3 separate regions of the Homo sapiens genome follow, and regions 2 and 3 are each linked to region 1. The links are chromatin loops, found by intact Hi-C in ENCODE. Cell type or tissue: Caco-2. All regions are shown on one strand.

Region 1 (8,000 bases):
CCCATGTGTAAGGGCAGAATCCAAAGGAGCTTCTGGGAGGCCCGCTACAGCACACATGGAAGGCAGTGGGGATGTTCCTTGACTCAGTTATTTGCCTTTCCTGCTCAGTTAACATGAAGGACCTGTCAATGTCATTCTGTTTGAAGGCTGAGCATCACAGAGTAGTTTCCTTGACCCCACACTACTCAGCCATGCACATTTAACTTCAATGTACTTTAACTTAAATTCTAAGTCAACCTAAATGGTCTAAGCCAGGAATCAGCAAACATTTTCCTTTTTTTTTTTTTTCCTGAGACGAAGTTTTCCTCTGTCACCCAGGCTAGAGTGGAGTGTCAAGATCTCGACTCACTGCAACCTCTGCCTCCTGGGTTCAAGAAATTCTTCTGCCTCAGCCTCCAGAGTAGCTGGGATTATAGGCGCCCACCACTGTGCCTGGCTAATTTTTTTTTTTTTTTTTTTTTTGTATTTTTGGTAGAGACAGGGTTTCACCATGTTGGCCAGGCTGGTCTTGAACTCCTAACCTCCTGATCCACCCACCTCAGCCTCTCAAAGTGCTGGGATTACAGGCATGGACCACTGTGCCCAGACACATTTTCTTGAAGGAACAGATATTAAGCATCTTAGGTTTGTGGGTCATACATAGATTTACATAGTCTAAAGCTGATTTTAAGCGACAATAAAACTTAAACAGATGTGGCTGTGTTCCAATAAAACTATATTTGTAAAATCAGACAAGGAACACTGCAGGCTATAGTTTGCCATCTCCTGATCTAGGGAAGCTCTGTACTATCATAAAGCCAAGGCTTCTAATGCGACAGGGTAAACAGGTTAAGAAATCATCTCTTCCTAACTTTCACCGTATTCTTTTCTTCTCCTCCTTAGAAAGGAGCCAGGGCTTTATGTACTGGAGTACTGAGCTTCCCTTGCCCAGAGAAAACTTGAAGACTTTGTTTTTAAAAACCTCAAATTAGGCCAGGCATGGTGGCTCAGCCTATAATCCCAGCACTTTGGGAGGCCGAGGCAGGCAGATTACCTGAGGTCAGGAGTTCAAGACCAGCCTGGCCAACGTGGTGAAACCCCGATGTGCACCTGTGGTCCTAGCTACTCAGGAGCATGAGGAGGAAATCCCTTGAAGCCAGAGGCTGGAAGTTGCAATGAGCCAAGATTGTGCCACTGCACTCCAACCTGGGCTACAGAGCGAGATTCCAGCCTGGGTTACAGAGTGAGACTCCATCTCAAACAAAAAAAAATCCCTCAAATAACAGAGCAATATAATAATTATAAGAATAGTTGACCTTTACTGAAGGTTTACTAAGTGCCAGGCATGGTGCAAAGAATGCCTCATGACAATTACATTATTTCTTCCTCACCACAACCTTATGCAGCAGGGATTTATTGTCATTCTCACTTGCCAGGAAACTGAGGCTTAGGGAGCTCCAAGGCATAGAGAGGTCTGGGGAAAATGATGATTTCAACACAGGAAGGCTGATAACAGAGCCTGTGGCCTTAACTGCCACATGTATTAGAATGCTAGAACTGGAAGTGCCAGAGATGGAGGTTCTCAAAAATTGAAGTGATGGAAAATAACCTGAACCCAGAGAAAGCTGAATTACCCCAAAACCAGGGAATGAAAGGGCTCAGTGAAAGTGCAGACGCACGCCCCATTACCTATGATTGACAGGAGCTTTGATGGAGCAAGTATGTGAATCCCTGGGGACTGAGCACTAAGCTTAATGTTAAAAGATGGTATGAAGTCCCAGCAGCCACATCTGGCATGGAAGAGAAGAAAGAGGGGCTTCAGAACCAACCTCCCTGAAATGAACCCAGATTAGAGAGAAAAAAAGAGTCACCACTAATTGAGTTTTCTTTTTATTTATTTATCAATTTAATTAATTAATTATTTATTTTAACTTTTAGTTTAGGTTTGGGGGTACATATGAAGGTTTGTTACATAGGTAAACACTTGTCACAGAGATTTGTCATGGATATTATTTCATCACCCAGGTATCAAGCCCAGTACCCTGATTTTTCTTAATACTCATTAAGTCCCTGGAACCATTTTCCAGCCCTGAGGGGAGGGGGTACCCGAAATAACTCTGATTAGGCATCATGCCAAGTAGACTGGTGAGGTCTGAGTTAGATGTTATTTAATTTGGCAAACTAAAGAAATATGAGTTTCCTTATCATCAAGAATCATAGAACAAATCCATCCTACAAAACTGGGGCTTGAGGGAAGGGATGGTAAAGAGATGCTACCTGTGGTGATGGAGCAAAGAATAGGAAGCTTAAGTTTCTAGCTTGCATGAGTAGAGTTGGTCATTGAAGGAATGGGCTAGTTTTGAAGAATAAGAAGTGGAGTGGTGGGAGGTATAAATCATCTAATTCAAATTAGCAGGGCATGATGGTACATGCCTGTAGTCCCAGCTACTCAGGAGGCTGAGGTGGTGTATCGCTTGAGCCCAGGAGTTTGTAGCTGTAGTAAGCTATGATTGCCCTACTGTACTCCAGCCTGGGTGGCAGAGCAAGATTCTGCCTCTAAAAAATAAATAATAATAATAATCTGATTCAATCTTCATGATCATAGCAAAAAGTTACTCAACACTGTCCTAGGAACGCATACTAAACTTGCCTTCTGTTTCTATGCTAAACAATACTGGGACAAAACAATAAATTACTCAGTTCTTTGCTCCAAAGAATAACTACTCCTGGAAGATTAGACTGTCAACTAATTAAATAGCTTACTTATCAAAACTAACATCAACATTTGGTTCAAAGTTTCACCTTTTTCCCACCAATCAAAAATTAGTATGCCATAACCTCAGCCCAATTCCAATCAGTTTCTGCTTTGCAAGACTAGCCTGAAAAATCACCCTAAACTCTACAGATATCTTTCCCTGACCTCTTCCTTCTGAGACACGACTAGAAGTCTATGAACGTGTTCTCCCTACTGGAATAAGTCTAAAAACTCAGCTTTGCTTGGTCAACAGGCTTTTCTGATGGTCCTTCTGAGGAGTCAGCAGTTGACAATGCAATTGGAACAATTAAAAAATAGTAGGAAATGAATATCATTTAGAGATACTAAGGTAATCACTTGAAAACAGAAATGGTTAAAAGGGTCTCCCTCTGGTGGTGGGGAGGGGACAGAGCAGGGGACAACTGCATTCATGACAAGTCTTTCTGTACAGCTTTTTAAACATGTGTGCATATTACTTTGATAAAAACATATCAAACATTTTAAAAATAGTAGTAATGCAGTGGCTGTTAGGCACTTTTCTCCAACCAAGAGAGCCAGCACTACTCCTTCTGGATTTAACCCTAAAAACAATATAATACGGAGGTAACAAAGAAACATTACAAGTATGTCCATCCCTGTTACACAGACAGAAAAGTCATAGCATAATAAGTATATTTTACAGGCACAGGGATGAGACCAAGGGCATGGAAATATTGCCAGAGTCTGTGCTGTAGGACTTCCTACAGATTATGATTGTTTCAATGAGTTGACCTAAATGAGTTTGGAATTGGGTCCCACTCCATACCCCCACTTCCATCTGCTCAGGCTACACACATTCCCAGCCAACTTCTACTCTGAACTCACCTCCAACAAGAAAGTGTCACGAGGGAAGAAGTCATTTTTCTTATAGGACAGACCATCTTCCTGGGCCTCAATTATTTTTTAATCTTAAATCTTAGAAAGGAAATTACCTTTTCAGATTGGAAACCACTTTCTGCCTAGCTCCAGCTTGAGTTGACCTATGAAGCATTTTGCTATGAGAGTGCTGTGTTCTTAGTATTTGGAAGACCGATGGAACATTGAGGGGAGGTTATGGAAGTAATTTGAGAGGTCTCAGCAGACCAAATGCAAATATACTTCTGTTCAAAAAATAAATATGTATGTGAAGAGCTTCTTTGAAAGAACTTGTTTTGTTTTGTTTTGTTTTGTTTTGTTTTGTTTTGTTTTGTTTTTTTGAGGCAGAGTCTCACTCTGTTGCCGAGGCGGGAGTACAGCAGTGTGATCTCAGCTCACTCAGCCTCGACCTCCCAGGCTCAAGCCATACTCCCACCTCAGCCTCCCAAGTAGCTGGTACTACAGGCGTGTGCCACCAAGCCCAGTTACTTTTTTGTATTTTTAGTAGAGGCGACGTTTCTCCATGTTGCCCAGGCTGGTCTCAAATGCCTGAGCCTTAACTCAAGCAATCTGCCCTCCTTGGCTTCCCAAAGTGCTGAGATAACAGGTGTGTGCCATGGGGTCAGGCCTTGAAAGTATATTTTTATATACATCCATGTGCACACACACACACACACACAAACACGCGCACAAATACACACAAATGCCATCGGCAAAGATCCTTTTTTTCCATTTTAAAAACCATAAAACAAGTTGAGTCTGGATCTCCTTTCCCCCAGACCTTGGAACAAAAAAAAAGCTATTCACTGAGTCAAGCCTGTCACCCCCACACTTCAGAATCCAACACAGAGTTGGCTCAGATACACTTTCGTGACAGCAGTGTGACTTTTTTGAAAACTTCAACCCCTAGTTGAGGTAAGGGATATACTAACAAGTGTTTACTCAATAATCATTTGTTCAATAACATCTGCTGCACATCTCTACCTCCCAGGCACAGTACTAGAAACTGGAGATAGAGGTGGACATGACCAAAGTTCCTGTCCACAAAAAGTTACGGTCTAGTGCTTTTTGAGTAGTAAGTGCATTATAAAAATTTGATGACTAAGTGAATTAGTAAAAAATTATGTCTAAAATATAATATAATCACACCTGAGTGGTAGACCTGTCTTTAAAAATATTTTTCATGTCAATAAAAAGAAACTAAATTGGGAAAATATACTATGATAGGAGATATCTATGAAGATACCTTAGGGAGAAAAGACAGATACAAATCTCTATACACAGTTTTGCTTGTTAATGAGAAATATATACATATATATGTATTTCTTCCATGGAGATATATATATATATATCTCCATGGAAGAAAAAATAAGTCTATAATGAAGCAATCCAAAGTGTTAACTCTAATTTTTGTTAGAATTAGAAAGTATTCGTTTTCATATTTCTACTTTTCTATTTTTTTCAATTCTTCTGTACTAAACACACATTCTATATATAGGAGGAAATTTTATTTTTAGTAGAGAAAAAAATCACTATGGTAATTCCGCACATAGTAATAGAACTAGAATGAAGAGATCTTCAGAAAACATACCAGACTGACAAGCTAACCTCATTTCTATCAACTTTTCCTCGGTATCACAAGACAACTTTATTTTTGGTTCTCAAACCTTATATCTGAGCGGTGTGGGAGTTGCTAATGTACAGAAAAGAAACCAGCAACTCTGGCTCTGGAAGAAAACAGAAGAAACCTTTACAGCAGCACAATCCAGGAAACAATAAGGAACTTGTTTAAGGCAGCATACACCTGGCGCAGCAGATCCCTTAAAATCACACAAGCCTGGAAATGTTGTTAAATGGCCTCTTGTTATTTTTATTTCATAAGTTCCTGAACTCACGAAATTTCTAATAGTACATTTCATATTTAGTTTCTATTAAAGGAAGTTTTCATTCAACATAAATGGTAAGTATCATAGAAGAAACAGACAATAGCAGTTACAATAATAGCTAATGACTTTTATATGCTTACTATGTTCCAGGCACTGTACTATCCATCGCGCATGCAATTATTTCATGTAAAGGGGATTCTGAGCCCCATGAAATAAGTCCCATTCTTATTATACTTAAGGAGGAGGAAACTGAAGAGAGATGATAAGGAACTCACCGAAGATCCTAATGCTCAGTAGAAGAGCTGGCCTCAAACCCAAGTCTGACTGCACTTCACATCCCTAATGACTCAGCTTCTTAATTATTTACTGTTGTTTTTCTGTCCCTGTACCAAGAAATTTTCAAATTTTCAATATTGTTTCTAAAAACTGAGAGGGGAGAAAATGCAAAGTTTAAGCTTTAACAACCTCTATTTACCCCTTTCCCATCTTCCTTTCATTTTTTTAAAGAAAGTAAGGCTTTGGAGAAGGAAACATCCTAATAACTTCATTAAGGCTGAAAGAATCAGCCGTTACATATTATTTGATTGTTTTCACATCGTTTTTTGTCTTCTATCTTTTACTGAAGAAACACATGCCACATCATATTTGGTATTTCAACCAGTCTCAAGGGGTTTGATACAGAGAACAGCGTAGGCAGAATAATGGTCCCTCTGATTAATGTATTGCTTCAACTTAATATTTAGAATGTAGTGGAAACAATCAATAGGCACATACTCTTCTTGGGAGTTACAAATGTTTATTTAAACAAACTCAATGTTTCCTTTGTGTATACTGCACTCAACAGCTTGAAAATGGTTAGAAAACATCTACACTCTTGAAAATCTCAGGTAAAATGCTAGTGAATGGGAGAGGAATTGTGTGCGACAACAACAGCATGTACACACTTAAGGAGCATTATTCTCTTCTATTATTTGATACTTGAGTAAACTTGGTACTTGCTAAGTTGGGTTTGGACAAAATGTCCCACTCCTATTCAAAATCATGACAGCAAAACCGAAGCGGTTTTTCTCAACCTTCAGAGCCCTTAAGAAACATGGAGACTCATAAGCTCCAACTTCAGAAACTCCAGCTGCACTGGGCACCTGGGAATGAATACTTGACAAGCTTCCCCTGCTATTTGGATGCAGGTGGCATAATTCATACTTCAAGAAATACTGCTGTGAATAGGAGTGAATAAAAGCATGGGCTATAGAGTTGGCCATATCTATATTTAAATAATGGACCCTCCACTCACGGACATGGTGTCCTGAGTTGAACAACATAATCTCTCTAAGCCTCAGCTTCTATATCCATGAAATAGGAGGATAACAAGAGTATCTTGCAGAGTTGTGAGAGTGTGTGTGTGTGTGTGTGTGTGTGTGTGTGTGTGTGTGTGTGTGGAGAGAGAGAGAGAGAGGGGGAAAGAGAGAGAATGTTTGAATATATATATAATTACTATTTGAAAAGAGGAATCCTGTAGGCTCTAAAACCCTTGCTGGCTTGCTCTATTTCTCAGTCTTCTCTCAAGGATATTGATTCACCTTTGCATTTTTCTCTTAGTTAATCTTCCATGAGTATTAATTGTAGTTTGCTTTGATCATGAAGTCCCAAAATTTGTAAAAGCCTTATTAGGCATTCAAACAGTTCCTTCTACATTTCAAAATATTAGAACATCAGGAGAGTCTACTGCCTAATTTGGCCTTAGTTTGTACAATAATTGTAACTGGTCTCCTCGGATCTGTTCATGCAGAGCATAAATCCCTAAGAATGGAAGACCAATTAATTAGTTATTAAAGTATAGTGCAGATGTTTTCTAATAAGAGCATTCTATATATCTATTGATTTTTAAAGGATGCACACACACACAAGTGGACACTAAAATCTTTCTATTGCCAGGCGCCGTGGCTCACGCCTGTAATCCCAACAGTTTAGGAGGTCTAGGCAGGGGGATCACTTGAAGTCAGGAGTTCAAAACCAGCCTGGCTAACATGGTGAAACCCCGTCTCTACTAAAAATACAAAAATTAGCCAGGTGTGGTGGTGCACGCCTGTACTCAGGAGTCAGCCTGAGAATCACTTAAACCCACAAGGAGAAGGTTGCAGTGAGCTGAGATCGCATCACTGCACTCCAGCCTGGTCGTGACAAAGCAAGACTCTGTCTCAAAAATATGTAAATAAAATAAAATAAAATAAAATCTTTCTATTATGTTAGAACAATACATTAGTTGGAATTTCAGTTTCTACAACTTATAGAACTTTTACAAAAACATTATGCTATAGGCTGGGTGCAGTGGCTCACGCCTATAATCCCAGCACTTTGGGAGGCCGAGGTGGGTGGATCTCTTGAGCCCAGGAGTTCAAGACCATCATGGACAACATGGCGAAACCCCATCTTTACTAAAAATACAGAAAAAAATAGCCAGGCATGGTGGTGCTGGCCTGTAATCC
Region 2 (8,000 bases), 200 kb before region 1:
ATCCATTCTATAAAGCAAGAATTGGCACACCACAGCCCACAGGGCCAGACTTGGACAGCAGCCTCTTGATACCACCACAAATTAAGAATGATTTTTACATTTTAAAAGCACTGAAAAAATTCAAAAGAATTATGTTTCATGACACATGAAAGTTTTATAAAACTCAGATTTCCATACCAATAAATAAAATGCCATTGGTACACAGCCACATTTACCTACTGTCTAGAGCTGCTTTCAAATTGCAAGATGGTGTTGAGCAGTTGTGAAAGAATCAGTAGGGTCCCAAGGCCTAAAATACTTACTGTCTGGCCCTTTACAAAAGAAGTTTGCTAACCCCTGAGGTAGAGAAAAGGATCCATAGAAATAAAAGTAACAAACACTCTCAGAAATGTGACTTCAAAAATGAGTGACAAAAGTATGCAAAAAATGGCTATAAAATGCACCTGAAAGAATTTAACCTAATGGCAGTTGCCTGAGGCACAACTTTCTCAATTTCACCTGAAGGTTTCATTTTTCTGGCCCTGTGTCCCAGTGAGGAAGACCCAAGTCAACCTTGTGACAGGGATTTATCACGTCTTAACTTGAGCAATGCTGTGTTCCCACCAGCACTCTCAGAATGGAGGCCACACAATGTCTCCACTCCTGCATTCACTGGCTCAACTTGGTTTCTGAAGAATGCGAATTTAGTTCAAGGCACGGTTTCAAGCTGTTTTTGTTGATTTCCCACTATATTGTCTTCTCTAAATATTTTCTGGTTCAAGTGCATACGCTCAATTATGAAAATGAATTCTTACAAACAACCTGATCTGGGCGGATAGTTAACTCACACCATGAAGCTCAAATTTGCCAGTACAGGGAAAGGTATTTCTTTTTCTTTTCAGTCTTCAGGCTACAAGGTTGAAAGCCAGAAGCTATGTGTTATAAAATGTCCCTAGTTTTTCCCATGTTTTGTAGCACACATATTGATCTCTATGTCTTTGCCATTTACTTGTGTGTGGTCATCCCCAATTAGTGGGTTATTTTGTACTTTTCAAAGTTAAATTCTAAGTCAATACTTAGGGCGTACACCTAAGTCAAAGATGGCCTCCACCTTGAAGGAAAAAAATTATTACATTTCAACGAAAACCTACACATCATCTATAAACACACTCTTTCCAGCTGTCTGACTCTAGCCTTGTACAATGTCTTTGAGCTATTTTGCACCACTTCGTAAGTTGTAGATAACTGATAGATATATATAAATTCTGTCTTACAGGCTGTGATTTTAATTGACTTCCTACTGTGGAGAAAACAGTTTTATCTCAATTTGCAACTCATCTTAACTCTCTTTTAGTCCATATAAATTTGTGCCATTTTGACTTTTCCTTTGAGCCAGTTATAACATCTGCCTGGTTCTCTCAAATCATATAAGTAAAATAAAATCTTTAGCATGTGTTCATTTTTATACCTATATGAGTCATAACTTTACCTTTTACTGAAAATTATATTTTAATGACCCAAAAGATTAGTAAGAATTCAGATTTATTTCAAAATCTATCTTTAAAAACTTTAAATTTTGAGTGATTTCACCTTTAATATGAATTTAGTTGGAAGTAATATTAAGTTAGTTTAAATCATATAGAAAAATGAAATGTGATGAGAAGTGAACTTCTTTGTTCCCTTTTATTGCTTTTAAAATGATACAAGACAAAAATTGTGCAGAGGGGCAAGAAACAAATGTTAAACAAAAATTATTCTGACATGTGTTAAAATGGTAAGGAAGACTTTATTAAGGACTATTGCAATAGCAGTATTGCAACAGGGGAGAGAGATCAGGTTCAACTCCAAATACAACAAAGATAGATAGTCAGGGATTTATAGCCAGTGTTAGAGCAGATAAGGGGTTCAGTGGGTAGAAAACTACTAAGAGGAGTAAGGGAATTCTTGCTAAATTAATTCCTAACAGGATTCTTGCTAAAGGCAGGCCAATGACTTAGACATCAAGGGTGGGGTGAGAAACTTGATTAGACATCACGGTGACCAGCTATCACTTAAAAAGATTATTGCTAAAGCCAGGCTAGAAAGATCAAATACAGGAATGAGGTCTGGGGCCAAGGTCGCTAGTTGAGAAAAGGGCTCAGAGGAGTATAATTAAAGTTTGGGCAAGGAGAAAATCTTCATCATAGGTAATAGCAAATTTATAAAAGGACAATTCAATTCAATAAATCTTGTCCTCAAGGAATTTACAATCCACTGAAAAGAGATAATTAAGTCACCACAACCTGGTCAAATTACCTTGGTTTTACTTTGCAATTAAATTTTATTCCCATATGAATCTATATGTAAATAATCTCTTTAAAGAAAACAAATAAAATGAGAAGTTAAAGTTATTTCTATCTCTGTAATCTTTATTTTAACCTTTATTTTAACTTCAGGGGTACATATGCAGGCTTGTTACAGAGGTAAACATGTGTCATGAGGGTTTGTTGTACAGATTATTTCATTACCCACATGTTAAACCTAGTACCCATTAGTTATTTTTCCTGATCCTCTCCCTCCTCTCTCCCACCCTCCAATAGGCCCTAGTGTGTGTTGTTCCCCTCTATGTGTCCATGTGTTCTCATCATTTTGCTCCCACTTATAAATGAGAATATGCAGCATTTGGTTTTCTGTTCATGTGTTAGTTTGCTAAGGATAATGGCCTCCATCTCCATCCGTGTTCCTGCAAAGGACATGATCTTGTTCTTTTTTTGGCTGCATAGTATTTAATGGTGTATATGTACCACCTTTTCTTTACCCAGTCTATCATTGATAGGCATTTAGGTTGATTCCATATCTTTGCTATTGTGAATAGTGTTGCAATGAACATATGCATGCATGTGTGTTTATAACACAATGATTTATACTCCTTCAGGTATATAGCCAAGATTTTTCCATAATCCCACTGGTATTAGATACCCAAAAAAATCCCATTGGTATTATATACCCAAAAAATACCAATGGGATTATCAGATTACTGGACCAAATGATATTTCTGTCTTTAGGTCTTTGAGGAATCACTACACTATCTTCCATAATGGTTGAACTAATTTACACTCCCACCAAAGGTGTATAAACATTCTTTTTTCTCCACAACCTCACTAGCGTCTGTTACTTTTTTAGCTTGTTAATAGTAGCCATTCTGACTGGTGTGAGATGGTATCTCATTGCGGTGTTGATTTGCATTTCTCTAATGATCAGTGATGTTGAGCTTTTTTGCACACGATTTTTGGCCGCATGTATGTCTTCTTTTGAAAAGTGTCTATCAAGTCCTTTGCCCACTTTTTTATGGGGTTCATTTTTTCCTTGTAAATTTGTTAAGTTCCTTATAGATGCTGGATATTAGACTTCTGTCAAATGCATAGTTCGCAAAAATGTTCTTCCATTCTATAGGTTGTCTGTTTAGTCTGCTGATAGTTCCTTTTGTTATGCAGAAGCTCTTTCATTATCTCTATAATCTTAATTTATAGACTAAAATATTAATTTGAAAATATACCAACTAAAGTGTATCACACACCTAAATCAAGGATTTTATAAAATACACTAAAACAGAAACTAAACATAGACTATTTATTCAACTTTCATATAAGCAAAAGACACCACTATTGGCCACCAACCTCACTACTCCCAGCCTGTGAAACAGGATGATTATGGGTATTTGTGAAATCTAAACATCACCACTCACTACATTAAAATGAAATGGCAACAAATTTCCACAAGTCTTTTTACTCAAAGTGTGGTGGCCCAACCCAGCAATCTGGGCATCACCTGGCACTTGTTATAAATGCAGACCCTCAGGCCCCACCTGCTGAATCTACATTGTACCAAGATCCCCAGAAAATTCTTATGTACATGAAAGTTTGAAAACCATGGATCCAGAAGTGTGTGAAAACATAACTACTGCCAGAATTTTTAGCATATTCCCTTATTCATCTCTTTTTTATGAAACTAAACGTAGTGGTTTTGCTGATAGAGATGGACGGGGGAAAAGAAATTTTGTTGTGACCAAAGTTGCTGCATTTTTTGCCTAGGGGTGGACCTAAAGTTTCATGTCAATCATTTTGTTTTGTGAGCAAAATCAAAGTCATGGGGAAAAAGGAGAGGGTGCAGAAAGAAGAAAATTGTGAATACATAGAATTTTATCACTGGAAGACAGAAAACAATCTCAATTATATATATAGTATATGTACTCAATACAGTAATGGTTAAATAAACCATGACACAACTATGCAAGAGCATATATAAAGACATTAAAAATAACAAGGTCATTTTTCATGTACCAAGATGCAGTGATCTCTAATGTAAACTTAGCTTAAAATATGCAAGGGGAAAAATGCAAGGGCAGCACAGCATATATAATGACTTATTATTCATGTAAGGAAAAGGACATAAGTGTGCATATGCATAGAACATCTCTGGAATGACACACAAGAAAGACACACAATGGTTACTGCCCAGAGGGGAGCTGAGGCACGAGGGACAGAAATGGAAGGAGACTGACATCCCACTGTGCATCTTTTAACATCTTTTGAATTATGTGATAGTATTATCCAATTAAAACAATATTTTAATCTAAGCATTGAAGAATTCCTAAAAAGTAGATAAAATACAGTTACTAAGATAATAAAGGAATCCCTTCTTCATTTTCCCTCATAGATGGTTATGTGACTATGTCCAAACACTTTCTGTGAGTTACAGATCTGAGAAGTTGTGTCTAAAATTCACTGACACTGGAGCTTAAATCCACGTGCCTAGAATGCTCCTCACTGCCCCCACACAACCCCTGAGAGCCCCCACTGATGCCAGTTCTCTCTGCAACACAAACTAAGCCTCTTCCTGTCTCAGCTGTGAACACATTTGCAGAAGGCTATTGTGGTTTTCCTTAGTCAGGGGTCAGAATGGCCAGCAGGGGCAGGCAGGTATCCTAAACGAGTAAAGCAGGCCTAGCCAAAACAAAGTGAGCCTTTACCCCTCCACCTGCAATGAAACAGGGCAGCAACTATTCTGCTCCAAGGAAATACTACCATGGAGGAGACAGGGCCAGATGTTGCCATGTCTTCCCAGGGATGTCAGAAGCTGCTAAATTTATTTTAAATACCTTGATTTAAAAATGTTAATATTTTAATTTTTTAAAAACAGTTTACAGACCAAATAAAATACATGTGCAGCTAGATGTAACCTAGAAGTTCATAATCCATCCTGTCATCTTTCGTGTGTGGAACCATGAACATTTCTCTTTTTGTTATTTTCTCATTGGAGCTGCTGAAAAGAAAAAAAAAATCTCTTTTTAAAAAACTCAAACAGCTATATTTTGGAGATTCGACAATTTACTAATCTATCACTCCAAAATGTGCTGTATAATTTATTTGACAGTCACTGTGCTTGCCTAAGAACTAAAAATAACCTCATTGTATGTGTGTGTGTTGTTTCTAAAGACCTGTGGTATTTATTATTGTTAGAATGCTTTCGATGTCTTTGGTGGTATGAACTGTGAGGTATCTCTGAAGGATAGCATTTCACTGTATTTCACAGAATATACATATACAGTCCATCAAAACTCTGGGGGTTATTTGCAAAACATAGTTCTCATTTTCCAACAAGCTTTCAGCGGAAGAAAGTTTCATAGAAAAAAATACAAATTTCCTACCACTCTACTTTGTGAGAACCTAAAGAGACTGTTAGGTTATAAAAAAGAAAATTGAGGGATAAATTTAACACTTAAAAGTGACTCTTCTAGCAGGAGGTTTGGGCACCCAGCCAGATTAAGGAGAAGTAGCTTTATACACACATCTTAACAGCAGTCTGAATATCAAATCTTCACTACTCTTTGCTTAAAGCCCAGTACCTACTGAGTCATCCCAGCCAGCATGTCCCTTCTAACTTGTCATCCTGTTTGTTATCACTCTATGCCCTCTGCAGTACTCTGGACTTTGAATGTGAGATTACTTTATTTAAGTGAACTGCAATTGAAAAAAGAACTCTTTTGATTGAATCTTGACCTGCAGTAATTGGGAACTTATGTAAGGACCCCATGATACTCATATTAAGGGGAGTGTGGGAGGATCCCACTACTAAAGCCTGGCTGCAGAAGAGGGATAATGGAAACTGCAGGTGTTAGAAAGGTACCAACATACATCTTCCCCCTATAGTACATGGACTCAGTTTTTACATATGGCTATGCTTTCTATTCTGCTTAAGTAACATAAAAACTGATTAGGAAACTCAAGATCTTGCACTACATATAAAATCTGCATCCATTGCTTATGGTCTAAAGTAAATGCAACAACTGACAATTCTTACAGAGTCTCAAAACCAAGAACCACCATGATAAAACAATTATACTGCAATGCTGAGGAAAGAGACATTTAATTACAGATATAATTTATGTGAGTAAGCATAATCATTTTAAATTTCTAAATAAATAGGCATGTCATTAAATATAAAGCATCAGGAAAGGATTTCAAAATCTGTATGGTTCATCTGCGTTGGCAAATTTGATCTATTCAGAGTTTACTCTGGGCGGGGGGGACCTCATGATTCCATCTTTATGGCCCAACTGTTGATTAACTTCCAAATGAAAATGCTTGATTCAGCATGTATTTTCTGTAAGAAAGGTATTTTTCACATGCTATAGCCAGGCCAATCTGTGTCTTCAATTGTTGTTAAGACACTAGTATATCTTTAAATCTTTTCCACTTATTAATTTCAGCAGATTATTTGTACACATTTCTCAGGCTATTCTGATATTTCAAATGCCTTGAAAATGTTGTAGCTACATAAATTAAATGGGCAATTAAGATGTCACCATGCAATTCTATACAATACATACTTGCAATGGGATACTTGTGAGGGTACCATTATCCAAACTGTCCTATTCATCAGCCTTTCTAGAACTTTAGAGATGGGAGTCAGTCAGCTGGGTTCCAGTCATGGTGAATGGCATGCAATGATCTCGAGGAAACCACAAAGCACATCTTCCTATGTTTGCATTTCCTCATCTATTAAATGAAGAGAAGACCTGGATCCTAACAGGACGTCTGCGAAACCCTCACGAAAGGTTAAGAAAAGAATAAAGAACATGACAAAGGTAAGGTTTACATGCTCTTATTGTGGCAGAAGGGAAAAAAAAGCAGAAATGCATATAAATACCTCACAGTTTGTCACACAAAGCACACATTTAAAAAACAATAACAAAAAACAACAAAAATAAGCAACCAAAAATAATTAACAGTAGTTCAAGTAATTTAAACCTGTATTCTCTCCTGAAGAAATACCAGATAGGTAAAATATACTCCCGAGCCACCACAAACTCTCCTAAAATCCCTTTGTCCATTTCTGCCACTTTCAACATCCATCTTCCACCCAGATGCCAGCTTGACCACCTCCCCCATCAAAGTCACCAGACTGAGCTCTAGGAAAGTCTTCATTAAATAGTGAACACATGACATATACTATCAACTCAGCTTGACCTTACAACATAGGTGCTATGGTTTGAATGATGGTGTCCCTTCCAAACTTAAATTTAATTAATTAATAATTAATTAAATTGTTGAAACTTAAGCCCCAGTGCAACAGTATTGGGAGATGTGGCCCTTGGGTAGCGATTAAGTCATGAGGGCGAGGCTCTCATGACTGGGATTAGCACCCTTATAAAAGGGCTTGAGGTCAAAAGGAGTACTCTCTTGCCCATGTGTCCCTCCTGCCATGTGAGGACATGGTGTACTTCCCTCCAGAGGATGCAGCAACAAAGCACCATCTTGGAATTAGAGAGCAGCCCTCAACAGACACCAGTCCTACTGGTGCATTGATCTTGGACTTCTCAGCCTCCAGAACTGTGACAAATTTCTGTGGTTTACAAATGACCAAGTCTGTGATATTTTGCTACAGCAGCACAAACAGCTTAAGACAATGGATAACTAATCTAAGTTCCAAAACTAGTGGGCTTTTGACATGCCTTGGAAGTAGACAGATAAAGCAGTAGC
Region 3 (8,000 bases), 530 kb before region 1:
TTTGTTCTCTTTGTGGTTTTCTGTTTTCTTTGCCCAGACTTCTTATAAGCTATTTGAACACTTTTTGGAATTCTGTTTTGATTTATCTAAAGTGTCTTTCAGTGCATTTCTGTATATAATTTTTTAAAGGTTTCTCTAGGTATTACTTTATATATTTATAACTAAACAGTTTACTGGTGTCATCATTTTACCAGTTTGAGTAACATATAGAAACCCTATCTCCGCACTTTGCATCCCTTTATCTTCCCCATTTATAATATAATTATTTTAAATACTTCCTTTACATGCATTTACATCCACATCAGAATATTGCAATTTTTGCTTCAAACTTCAAACACAATTAGAGCTCTCAAGAGTACAAATGTTTTTGCTATGTTTTTTTCTTCCTTTCTGATGTTGAAGAGATCCATTTTTAATTGTCTTCTTTCCAATTAGATAACTCTTTTCTTTTCTTTCGAGGCAGAGTCTCACCGTGTCATCCAGGCTGGAGAGTGCAGTGATGCAATTATGCAAATTCTTTTAGTTTTCCGGCTGGGCGTGGTGGCTCACGCCTGTAATCCCAGCACTTTGGGAAGCCGAGGCAGGCGGATTGCCTGAGCTCAGGAGTTCGCGACGAACCTGGGCAACACGGTGAAACCCGTCTCTACTAAAATACAAAAAATTAGCCGGGCGTGGTGGTGGGCGCCTGTAGTCCCAGCGACTCAGGAGGCTGAGGCAGGAGAATCGCTTGAACCCGGGAGGCAGAGCTTGCAGTGAGTCGAGATCGCGCCACCGCACTCCAGCCTGGGCGACAGAGCAAGACTCCGTCTCAAAAACAAAAACAAAAACAAACAAACAAACAAACAAAAAACACAAATTCTCTTAGTTTTCCTTCATCTGATAATATTTTTACTTCCCCTTTATTCCTGAGGATATTTTCACAGGCAATAGGATACTGGCTTGACTGTTGATTGTTATCTGCATTCAGGACTTTGAAAGCTTTAAGTTCCTGAGTCTCAGCAGAAACTCAAAAATAATACATGTAGGAAGAGCTAAAAAAATATACAATAAACCGGATCCTATCGAATTTAAATGTCACCAGGCTACAAGAAACTGATTCTGGCAGAAAAAATAAACATGTGAAAAATAATTACAATAATGTGTGATAAGTGCAAAAATGCAGGTATGTACTTGTCACGATGCTGACACACAGAGAGAATCAGCACTGCTTGAGAGAATCAGTGAAAACTTCTCAGAGATGTGTGAACCAGGTTCTGAAAGTTAGGTAGTAAAAGGACTTCCTGGGTGAAGGGGAACCCAGCACGAAAGCCCTGAGAAAAGCGGAAAAGATGGTACATTTGAGAATCTGTGAGACTGAATGCCTGGCTGAGGTATAGAACACCCATTGGAACAAGCAAGAGATGCAGTAGAAAAGACAGCTAAGGGAAGGATGCTGGGCTAGAGGGCCTCATCCTCTACTAAGGAGTAAACTTTATCCTGTGTACCACGAGGAGCTACCGAACAGACGAAAATGGTGAGTGTAATATTTAAAGCAATGATTGCTACTATAACACTCTTTTTAAAGTAGCTTTTCCATGAATTATTAACATTATCTTTAGTCTAATACGTATCAAAATTTAGTTTATGGACTGGTAGGATGTGTTAATGGCCAATAAAAGTAAAAGACTCAGCCGATTCCCTGCCTTCTACACTCCATTTTACACACACTCCATCCTGCCTGCCGAATGACTTCAGTGTCTCTGTGACCAGTGAGTGAAGCAGCATGCAATGAGATCATGGCTAGATGGCAGCACATTCAGTGAAGTGCTTCAGCTTTCCTGTTGCTTCTGATTCCCTGGCATTTGTCAGTGTCTGTCAAAACATTAACATTTCTTAATGTATATTTTGCATTATTTACTAAATGAAAATTTTCCAATGACAGTGGCTGAGAAAAAAAAATCAGATTTACATACAGTATGTCAAGTTCACATTCGATGCCCCAGAAATGCCCAGTCCCCAAAGACCTCTAGGGACTGCAGCTCATTTGTTGTCCCTCTCCCTCTCCCGTTTATTATGCTGACCCTCTGCCCAGCCACATAGCTCACCCCACCCCCTTAGAAGCATCTAGAGTTGGCTCTAGACATGAAATGGAATAGATTTCTGCATTTACATAACTGCTATCGCACTTCTGGTGAAAAGTAGTTTCAGAAAAACACAGAAAAAAATAAACAGAAGAATAAAAAGTGTCTATGTGATAACATAAGGGCTTATTTAACTACGTCTTTATTTCCTTTACAGTCCAACTATTTTTTTTTTAAAACTGCATGCCACCTTCATGCTGCCTCTCAGAGGGGACTTGATCTTATTTAGACCCGGTGGCGAGGGTCCTTCAGCTCCGTGAGGAGCTCTCTAGCACTCAGTCCTCTTTAGAGGAAAGATATCTTCAGAGCCTAAAGGCCTTGAAAGAAATGACACATTTTTAAAAACAGAAAAACAAGCATGAAAGTGGCCCATCAGAAATGAAGGTGTGAACTAGAATACAATAGACAGCGAGGAAGGAGCCAAAAATCCTCACCCAGGCAGGCCAGGATATATGCAGATAGGGAGGAAATTGGGAGGCATTCCTTTGCTAATAAAGATGATTTTTCTTCTAATTTTCACATCTTTCATGATGTATCTTTTGTTTTTTGTTTTCTCTCTATGACTGCTGTTCTAAAATAAGTGGGCTTTAAGAATATGAACTACAGTCCGCATGTTTGCCAGCCCCATATTCTGCGATGAACTTGACATGTGAATGAATCAATTCTGCAGAGGTGAAAAGTTATTCCTACAAAGTCCCCAGTTTTCCTTGTGAGAAAGATCCCTACTTACCTGTAAACTTGTTAATTAAATGTCAAAGGTTTTTATATCAAGGACAATAACACAAGCCAACCTGGGAATCTGCTTGTCTGAAATAGGTAAAGAGTGTCTGTGTTTATTTAGAATTGATTGTACACTTTCCTTCATTCTCTACATAGATTTTATTTTCTCCCCACATTCTTCTTTTTCTGTATTGCCTTGAGGGCTTTCTCTTATAATTATGTGACAAATTATATCTGAATTATGTTCAAATAAGCAAGGAGACTGACGTTTTCTGTTAAAAACATATGGCCTATCAGTAATGAATGAAGTTTTGCCCATATCATGACATGACTTTATTGAAGGCACCATCTCATATATGCAGTTTTCAATGTGGTGTCTAACAGATTTGTGTAAAATGTCTAAAATTAAGCAAATGCAATTATATGAGTTAGTATCATCTTATCATGTACATTTTGCTTGATAATAGAAAAGCAAATGAAAAGTTTATTAGCTTATTACAACAGTCTGTTTTTGATTTTTACTTTAGACTCTATTCCTCTTTATTTTCTCCTCTTCTGTTTCGGGTCATTATTTTATCTGGAGAACCCAAAATCCAATTCTTCATCTGTATTTACCACATAGATCTTTAGATTCTCTTACCAATCCAACAGATTTCTGAATATTTAACTACCCTATTGTAAGTTGTCTTGTTTAGAAGAAATGGAATCTAAGATTGTGGCAGTAAAGGACAAGCTGTCAATGTGTTAAATAAATTCCTGTTGAAAAGTAACGGCATGCACTGTGTGTTAACATAATTTATTAGAACAATTAGAACCCATCCTTGTTGTCTTTTAATTAGATTATTCCCTGTTCTGGTAATTACACTAGACAAGGGAGAATAATAGTCTTGGGATTCTAAAATCATCTGTAGACTATGTGGAAAGAGAATAAATAATCAATAATGCTAATGTACCGGAAAACTTAAATTCCCAGAAAGAGATCTTTTATCATGAGCAATCCTTTGTATAAACAGCATTATTTCTCAATGTCTATGCTTATCTTGCCCAAAGTTGAAAAGTGAAGACACTGGACAAATAACAGATATTTATTTTACTGTCAGAAACCTGGTTGGGCTGGGCCACCTCTGGCCTCTAGTGGCTCAGACATTGCTTCAGTCCCTTGCAAAATGCCAACAAGAAACCGCAAATGAAGGATTTAAAATTCCATGCAGAGCAGCATATCTAGCAGTCTGAATGCCTAAGGGAAAGGATGCAGGGCTTTTAAGTTCTGGTCCTAGGTGAGGAATCATAAAGTTCCTCAATTTAAAAAAATATATACAAATGGACAAAAATGTCTTAGAACTGAGAAGGCTACTAAATATTAAAAAAAAATTTCTGATATTTCCATACATGAAGATGTTATTTGCAGAAATTAATAGGCAGGCTGTATGTCAGGAAAGTTTCTGGCTCTCAGGGATGGGCTGAGGCCTTTAGATGTGAATCGAACTACATCTCTGGTTTTATGTTTGGAAGACCATAGGGAATTCCAGTGCTCCAAGGACGCTCCGAGGGCCTACACAACTGTCATCAAGCATGTTAGGACATCCTAGAGAGTAGTTCCCAAAACTTCTAGGCTTCAGAATCTTGACAAAGTCATGGGTGGGCATATCCTGCCCTCACGGATAACCCTACAGTTGAGTAGAAGGATGCTGGAATGCACAGAATTGACACCAGTGAATCTGGAGTTCTCTGTAGTAATGAGCAACACAAATATCTCACCAACAGTCCCACTGTTATCCGAGTCTGCCTTAGTCAATGTAAACTCCTAATGAGACCATGTCTAGACAGTATTGATCTCCCACCAGAAAAAAAAAAAGAACTCAGAGTGTGACTTCTTTTCTAGCTTAGCCCAAATGACACCCTAAAACATGCTCTTTCATTCACTCATTGCTAACACTTTTCATAACCTGAGATATTTTATCAACTAGGCAGCCAAGGACCCATAGGCTTCTTCGCAAGGTATATGTGATATTTTTTATATTTAAAACATCTTTGATATTCAAATAGCAGATAAGAAAGTTACTTAAGCTTATTAAAGAACCTAGAGAAATTAAATGAGTGTATATATATATACATATATATATGAGTGTATATATATATATATATTTTTTTTTTTTTTTTTTTCCCTTGCTAGGCAAAGGAGACAGGCCTTTAAAAAATGAAAGTCCACATAAGATTAAGGTGTGATCATTCAAGTTAATGTGGGCAAGATATCTAAAGGAGAAATCATTAGCTTAAGCTATCCAAAGGATTTTACACACAGTCCTGTGGTTTAGGAGCAGAGGATCACCCGTACTACTGTGCTATCCATCCCAGCTGGGAAGACATGGTTCTTTATAGAAGTACCCCTTAAAATTGTCAGGGGTGCTATTAAGTACTTAGGGTTCCCCACTATTCTTATCTCCAGACTGGTCAAATCTACCAGGCATCTTTCTGATATATCAGATAGATATAATCTATCATAGATATACCAAAGATTTATTTGCATCTGAGTGTCCTGTGGTGAGGCATTCCACAGCAGGCTGTGCATCAGGTCTGTCTGCAGAAAGTAAGAAAGAAAGGAATACAGTTTAAAATTCACGTAGGAATGGAGTTTAAAAACTCCCCAGGCAATGTGAAGGTGAGTTAGGACTGGGAACCACAAGCTAAAAAGGAGAACCACAGAGAATTCTTTCTGACTTTGGGGCTGAAATGAAGCTGACCGAGGCATTCAGGTGGTTCCAGAGGCTGGAAAGTCTCATACGACAGGTTTTTTTCTCACAAAAGAGAAGTGAAATAAGTACCTTATTATGTTCCAATAATATCAAGATACAAATCTATCTTTTAGAAAAATGCTAAATAAAAACACAGTCAGAGAGAGACTTCCACCACTATAAATAGTTTCTTATAAATGCCACCTAGAGACAAAATTATCATTTCTATGATCCTAACCAAAAGAGCCTTGCATGTCTTGGAAATACTTTGCCCTCTAAAGCAACCAGAAGAACATTCCTTCAGTCTATGTGTTCTTGTGCTGGATTTTGAAACTTTTGAGCATTTGCTCCCAAAGTGAAATTTAAAAGGCTAACAGCAGGGACACCTGGATAACTAGAAAACTTACCTATTGATATCACAGGCTGCTTCTCCAAATATAATTTCTTGCAAGCATAGTAAAAATCCTATACTTGTTTGAAATGAAATGAAGGAAAGCCTATCATGAATTTCTTTTTCTCTGTGTTAATGAAAGACACGAGCACACCATGATAAGCAGGAGAGAATGACCTAGTGTTCATCCTTCTCTTCTTGTCCAACGCAGGTAACTATAGGTGGGCTCTGGGTAGAGTATATGATTGCTGCATATTTCTAAGAAATAAAGTTAATTTACAGGCTACCTCAATCCTGACACTCTAGGGGTAAGGCAAGCACGCATGTATGTATTTCTGGTAATCAAGAGGGAGAAATAGCAGTGAAAAATAGAGCTTGGATATATATCTTAAAGACATGCCACTGATTTCAAAATAGGGCAAGAGCACTTATGATTTAATATAATTTTGTTGGAAAAAGTTAACTCTCTCCAAGGAAATACAGAGCTTAGCAAATACCTTATAAATAATACAAAGGCATACTATAGTGTTTAGTAGAATCTTATTCACCCATTCTGATTTGGACAAATGTTAAATGAGACAAACAGGAGAAAAGTTTATTGATTAGGTAACCGATTAAAATTTTGGTGAAAAGCAGAAGTAGTAAGTTCCAGAAACAAGAAATAAATCATGTATATCAACAAGAGGAATGAAGGCATTTTGTGCAATCCTGGGGAATAGATTTTCTTAGGTATTTCATAAAATCATTGACTCTAGGGCAGGAAAAAACCCTACACACATAAACCCACAGCATTCTTTTTCCTGCCTCCACAGTTGTAAAGGCCCGATGATAAAACCTGTTTCCTAAGACTTCCCCAGAATGTGATTCAACACATTTTCTATTTTTTTAAAAAAAAATTTCTGCCACTTAATTTCATGTGATAATTTTCCCCAATGACTAACCAAATATGCTTCACTATTATATAAATCAATTCTTTCTTAATGCCACAAGTGAAAGTGCAAAGGTAGCTAATGGTTTTCTTCTCATAAAAATCACACTTTGGCTTTTTCCTTTCATATGTAATTAATCATATTTGTGACAATCTTCCAAACTTACTTGAAATTTTTCTGAATCCCTTTCAAATCAGGACAAGAACTAGAAATGTCTATACAGGTTTAATATGAAGTAAAGAAAATGTTTTTCATTTTCTTGATTTATTTCTGAATTCAGCTTGCTCTTCATTAGCGCTACATAGCTGCCTTATTATTCTTGGTCCCCTATGACCCCCTGATCATTTTCCCTGAGGGTGCATATTTATTCACTAACTATGTTACAATCATGTGATCTGCTGGATTTTTTCTGATAGTCTACTCTAGATTTGTTCTAAATTAATAAATCCCATTATTTTTGGCTTCTACTACTTCTATTTATTAAATTCATTCTGAATATGAAGTTTATTTTCAAAGGAATTCATAATTCTTTACTCCAAGCTTGGTTCTAACAATGAATTTAATAAGAATTGTATTTAATCAATGTTTAAATATATTAAGGGCAAATTTTGTAAAAATGTTAGTGTTCCAAGCTTTCCATTTCCCCACAAATTAATTTTTTTAGCCTTTCCCCTTAATCCACTTTCTTAAAAAATAAAATTTTTTTTGTGATGCAGAATTATGTGAACAATAAGAAAAAAATAATTAGAAAGGTAGGAGTAAACTAAAAACAAACAAACAAACAAAAAAAAAAACCAAAAAACTAAGGCTGCAGACTTAATAGAACTACCATAGCTACTTAAGGGTAAATGATTAAGAGAGAGACAACGTCTGGCTTCTGAGCAGAGCACAGAGAGAAAGATCACCAGGAAGAAAAAAGATAACAGGGAATTTTAAGGACAGTTGCCATGTGTAATGCATAAAATAGTTTTCAAAATTCTTGGAGAGGTAAAAATAAAATTTAGATTTATTTTTTAATTATTTCACTTGCGATGCTATCTTAAGATTGAACCACATGGGGCCCCAGAATTTATTTAGGTTATACAAATATCCTCCAATTCTGATGCTG

What was found. A loop is a pair of places that touch in the nucleus more often than their neighbours do. Peaks named below come from ENCODE experiments on the same cell type or tissue, not always from the same donor. Only the 100,000 strongest peaks of a DNase experiment are listed, where the experiment ranks them.
Region 2: a loop joins it to region 1, with 5 times the contacts of the local background. A loop is called at or near these places in 2 of 110 quality-filtered maps.
Region 3: it touches region 1 in a loop (3-fold over the local background); 3 of 110 quality-filtered maps call a loop at or near these places.

Annotation. Positions count from the first base shown.
Region 1 is chr3:61,368,201-61,376,200 of GRCh38, forward strand. All of the region lies in intron 3 of LOC105377114 (a long non-coding RNA gene), which reads right to left. Among named protein-coding and RNA genes, the nearest start is that of FHIT, 120 kb to the left of the region's middle. In Caco-2, a CTCF peak has its summit at 3,136 (motif pointing left); no DNase peak of the experiment used is centred here.
Region 2 is chr3:61,167,986-61,175,985 of GRCh38, forward strand. All of the region lies in intron 2 of FHIT (fragile histidine triad diadenosine triphosphatase), which reads right to left. Among named protein-coding and RNA genes, the nearest start is that of FHIT, 79 kb to the right of the region's middle. RefSeq lists an enhancer at 5,805-5,914. In Caco-2, no CTCF peak of the experiment used is centred here; DNase peaks (open chromatin) are centred at 536 and 4,926.
Region 3 is chr3:60,837,662-60,845,661 of GRCh38, forward strand. The region is part of intron 3 of FHIT (fragile histidine triad diadenosine triphosphatase); the gene reads right to left. Among named protein-coding and RNA genes, the nearest start is that of MIR548BB, 220 kb to the left of the region's middle. In Caco-2, no CTCF peak of the experiment used is centred here; a DNase peak (open chromatin) is centred at 3,970.